Regions from separate parts of the Homo sapiens genome. Here region 2 is linked to region 1. Evidence: read pairs that join two places in POLR2A ChIA-PET (ENCODE). Cell type or tissue: MCF 10A. All regions are shown on one strand.

Region 1 (2,500 bases):
AATTACAGGTGTGAGCCACCGTGCCCGGCCAAGTATCTCTTTTCTACAGCCTTATTAAACTAACTACAAACATTTATTTTCCAATTTAGTTTTACTTTCAGTGCATATCAAAGTTGTTGTACTCTTCAGACCAACAAATTAACTTGAGGGCAAATTACATAGCTTTCCATGTACCCTTTTTTCCTCAGGTGCTAATCAAAGGCTCTGAAAATGGATACTGCTTTAGTGATGTCTGCTTTATTCTTAAAATGCTTATTTCTTTTGCTAGATGTAAAGATTTGGTGTTAACAAAAGTGGTTTTAATATGTAAATATGAATGAATGCCTTTAGTTTACCCTGTTTGTCTATTATTAATCTGTTTTCATTTATCCTTCATAGAGGAGGATCCTTTCATGATCTTGAATACATTTCATTAGATATTGTTGCATTTTAAGAATGAAAATACAACTGTTTTCTGTCTTAGATTAATCCTGCTGCTATGAGAAACTGAAAATCAAGAATGTGATGCACTTTTTACATTACTATATACCATACATATACCATAGGTTGCTTTGATACCTTTCCTGTAGCACAGCCACTAACAAGAGTGAATGAATTATAAAATTCTTTTTGGGAGGGAATCAATACAAGTAACTAATTCTTAGCTGATATTGTCCTATGAAGGACAATAACTTAGGAATATAAGAATTCTGTTAATAGTACACTTTTTGGCCTTAAATGTCTTCTACTACTGAAAATAGTTTAAATCTTAGCTTTGTTTCTATTATTCCCTCTCTCTGCCTCAGAAAGAGGAATTGGGAAGAATGGCTTAAAGGACGTGGTGTCATTGATTTGTTGCTGATCTTTTAGAAAACATTTGTCTATGTAAGCTGGGGACTTATTTTTTGTTTGTATATAGAGGGGAAATAGTGCTGCCCTGAACCAATCAGATTTAGTTTAAATCAAATCAATCAAAACTCCAGCTGTTTCTCTTGTCTTTTTACTTAGCAAAGGAAAACTTTAGTGAATGCTACTTGACAAGAAGAAAAGTCATTTCTCAAGCACATACCCAAACTTGAAGGTGATTGAACCCAAAATAATGGGTGGGAAACACCAAATGAGGTGGAGGAATGAGAAAGATGTGTGGGCCAAAGCTATCTGGTTATATTTTGATGTTGCCAATATCGCAAAGCCAAAATTTTAATTTGCTTATTTAATATATTTGTTGGCCAGAGATCTATTTTTATATCAATGTGCCTTGCATGTATATTAAAAAAAAAAAATTGGAAACGCCATGTAGTAATGCCTGAGATAGTCGATGGTTCTTACCACCTCACTAATTTTTATGCAGTATGAAATGCTCATTCTATTGCCCAACTGGTGCTCTCTGTTTAAAGTTACAGATCTTGCGAAACTGGAACTATTTTATAAGCTGGGGAAGTGATTTACTTTTTTTGTTGTATCTTTTTTGTTCTTAGTCTGTTAGTGGCTGTCCTGTAGTGGGAAATAGTAAAAGGATTCTTCACTCCCTTCTCCCCTCAGCACCTTCTTCAAGTAAACATTTCTTGTGTGCTTTGAAAAAAGTTTCAGCTTGCTGTCTCTTTTAGTGTTTTAAAGAAGTGTTATACAAAGCATTGTTTGCAAAATATAGGGAGATAATGGAGTCCACTTTAATTTGGAATTCTGTGTGAGCTATGATCCAAGTTATCAGCTCTTTCCAACTTTAAAAATTTTGTTAAAAGCACCTTGCTTAGAAAATTTTAAATATTTATGTCTGCAACAATTGTCTCAAAATAATAAACTGTGCAATTCTTGTCATTAAAAAAAAAAAAGATCTGAATTTTCCCTAATGTGACTTGTTAGTTTCTCTCTGTATTTCCTGCCAGTGTAAATGTGAAAGCTTTGCTTGCATTACGTTTTAGAAATGCATTTTGCACACTCGAATTTTGCCGAAGCTCCGTGAAAAGGTTAGATCTAAGTAGATGAATAAAGCTATGCACATGTTTTGAAAGTTTAATTTGTGTGTCATTACCAAAAGTGACCGATTTGTCCTTACTACTTTGCTGTTGTTAGCTTTACCATCTTTGGAAACTTGGCTCAAAGTTACATAGTTCTGGGCTAGCTCATCAGTGGAACTAGGAGAGAGGAAAACTGGCACCTATTTTAATAAAGTTCAATTTAAACGAGAGCTTGACTTGTATCTATTAAAGAGCTTTTCTTGAAACAGGGCAGTTTTATCAGCTTTACAAATCATTGGATGCTCTTCCTTAGTAATATTTTGGTTTATTTGATCAAATAGAAATGGAAAGTAATTCAAACTGAAAGACCCTTTTTTGTCATATGGAACTTGGTGACGATTTTTTGTCTTAAAGCTGGTTTAAAGGTAGGATAGGCTTTTACCTTTATTGCTTTAGCATAAATTTGGTTTACTGAATTGACTGGCTTGAGATTAGAATTATTCAGTTGTTTGTAAGATCAAAGCACTGGTTGTTTTAAAGATAACGTGTATCTTTTAAAAAAT
Region 2 (2,500 bases), 310 kb after region 1:
CGCGCACCCTCTTCCCATCCCCCTACCCTTGATCCTCCCCATTTGGAAGAAGCTGTTCTCGTTGTTGTGCTGCAGGAACGCGGTTAGGGTGGGCTCCCCCTGGTTCCGGGGGCTGAGAGATTCTGGGAGCAGCCTGGATGGGAGGAAGAAGGACAAAAGGGGGGAGAGGGGTGGGTGACGGAGAAACCGCGCCGGGGGGGCGACGGACCGCCCGGGAGCTCCGAGTGTGCACACACGCCGTTTGTATGTGTGTGCAGCAAATCCAAGCTCTGCTGGCTCCCCCCAAGACGGACGAGGCAGAAAAGCGCAGTCGGAAGCCTGAGAAGGAGCCCCGGAGAAGCGGCAGGGCCACCAACCACGACAGCTGCGATAGCTGCAAGGAAGGTGGAGATCTCCTGTGCTGCGACCACTGCCCGGCTGCCTTCCACCTCCAGTGCTGGTAAGGTCTGGGGACCCTTTTGGAGCTTCTTGGCGGACCCTTCTCTGCGCATTCCTTCACCCGGCCTGCCCCTGACTGCCGAAATAACGGGCGCTTGCAGCCGCTAGCTGACTTTCTGCAGCTGCCGGGGCGAGCACCTCCCCGCCCCCAGGTGTCCGCCGGGTTCTGGCAGTTTAGCGGGGAGGAGCAGCGGTGGGTCCGGACCCCGAGGTGGGGGTTGGGACGAGTGAAGAGAACCCCATATGGGATTGGAAGTCGCTGGGGAGCCGGGACAGAGCCGGCCGGGGACAGCCGGCAGTGGCGGGGGAGGAAGGGGAGGAGCTCCGGGCCCAGTGCCGCTTGCCTGCCCGCGCGCCCGCTGCCCTCGGGGCTCCTGCCCGGCCGGGATCTCCTCGGGGTGGGTGCGTGGAGCCCTCGGCCACCTGAGTTGCCCTGGTCCAGACCCCGGCAACCGGGCGCTTGTGGCTGTAGAAAAAATCGTGGAGGGTGTCTCTCGAGTCCGCCTCTTCTTTGCCTCTCTGTTTACAATATGGCGACCTGCCTTTAAATTATATTTTTATTCTCAGCGCCATTTTGGCTGCATATATGATTTGCAAACGTCTCTCGGGGGAACGGTGGGGACAGCCCCAGAGTCCTTTCTGCAGAAGCTCCTCGGGGGCCCCGTCTGGGATCTCGCCGCTTTGATCCCCTTTCTCTGCCTCCGCTTGCCCCCTGTTGCCTCTCAGAGCTGCCTTCCTTCCTCCTCCCTCTTCCCTCCTCCCTCCCGGCGCCGCTGCCTCTTAGGAAATCGGGCCGGGTTAGACAATTAAAATTGCCCTTGGGCGCCGATTTCATTTCTCCGCTCCGGATCGGCGAGCCCTTCGCTGCAAAATTCTTTGCTGCCAGAGGGAGGATTGTGTGCGGTGGCACTAGAAAGGCATTTTTAAGGAGCTGAGAGCTGGAAAGCCGTACGCTTTTTCCCCCTTACTGGACATGAGAGGAGGGGAGAGACCGAACCGAGAGGGAGGGACCTGAGTTGATCGCCCGCTGCGTGATCCTCCTCAGCGGCTCAGCCCAGGACAATCCGGCAAAGAAGAGTTTAAACTCCATCTTCTGCCGGCCGAAATCACCTCTGCCCTCCACAAAAATCCCACATCTGCGGCAGCAAACCCAGATTTCGTCTTGTTCTACTGGGTCTCGTTCTGTTGTTCTGCAACAGTTGACTGAGGCAGGGGTTTGAGAGAGGAGCCAGACTGGAGAGAGGAAAAGGGGGCTGTTCTGTGTTCCCACCAGTTGTTTGATGTTGCCTTTTTTAGCCCTCTTTTTATTTTGTTTTAAGTGAAATTTCACCGAAGGTCTCTCAACAGTTCCATTCACGTTCCATCTCTCGGTTTGTGGAGTAGTGTCTACTGTATATTTGTACTAATTGCAGGTTTGGGAACACTTATTAGACAGATGACTGATACTGAGCAAATTAAGTTTATGGTCAGAAGTTATGTAGGAAACTCCCATTACCATTCCCAAGATACTTTTGCCCAGGAGGGCACCCCATCCCAGCTTGTAAAATTGCTGGGACAAAAATGATTATCGTAGAGGAAGTTTTGCTGCTGGCTTTAAAATTTTTATTATGAAGTGACTAAGGGTCTGTGGTTTTTAGCCTTTACTTCCTATAAGGTGTAATCCACCTGGAGAAGATATTTCTGGTCACATTTCTTTTGCTATTCTTAGGAGAAATTTGTGCCTGAATATACGTTGTGTTGCTTACCAGTTATTCCCAGTTGCTTACATTTTTTTAGTGTGTTTGTTTGGTATGTATACCAGGACTGAGTTGTAGACTTCTTGATTTAAAATGTGGGCTTACGTCCTACTCCTAGGATGAAATTGGTGTTAACCATGATTGCTGACATGCATGTTGAGTGAGAATTTGATAAGCTCTCTTATTTGATAAAGCTGAAATTGTTTATTAGAAACCTCAGGCATGGGAAAAGTGTGCTGTCTGTTTTGCCTGAGATTGGGCTTTTAAACTCTAAAACCTAACCTCTGAATTTTTTAATTAGACGAGTCTAAAGTCTTGTCAAGTTG

Evidence for each region. ChIA-PET counts read pairs that join two places held together with the same protein. Peaks named below come from ENCODE experiments on the same cell type or tissue, not always from the same donor. Only the 100,000 strongest peaks of a DNase experiment are listed, where the experiment ranks them.
Region 2: POLR2A ChIA-PET joins it to region 1 with 8 read pairs; 4 of 35 experiments call an interaction of 5 or more read pairs at or near these places.

Annotation. Positions count from the first base shown.
Region 1 is chr17:29,256,830-29,259,329 of GRCh38, reverse strand. It overlaps NUFIP2 (nuclear FMR1 interacting protein 2), which reads left to right. Exons shown (of 4, transcript NM_020772.3): 4 at 1-2,500. Among named protein-coding and RNA genes, the nearest start is that of CRYBA1, 11 kb to the right of the region's middle. In MCF 10A, no CTCF peak of the experiment used is centred here; a DNase peak (open chromatin) is centred at 1,359.
Region 2 is chr17:28,948,004-28,950,503 of GRCh38, reverse strand. It overlaps PHF12 (PHD finger protein 12), which reads left to right. Exons shown (of 15, transcript NM_001033561.2): 2 at 258-439. Among named protein-coding and RNA genes, the nearest start is that of PHF12, 2.3 kb to the left of the region's middle. RefSeq lists a silencer at 695-954 and enhancers at 485-1,104, 1,185-1,284, 1,105-1,725. In MCF 10A, no CTCF peak of the experiment used is centred here; a DNase peak (open chromatin) is centred at 1,223.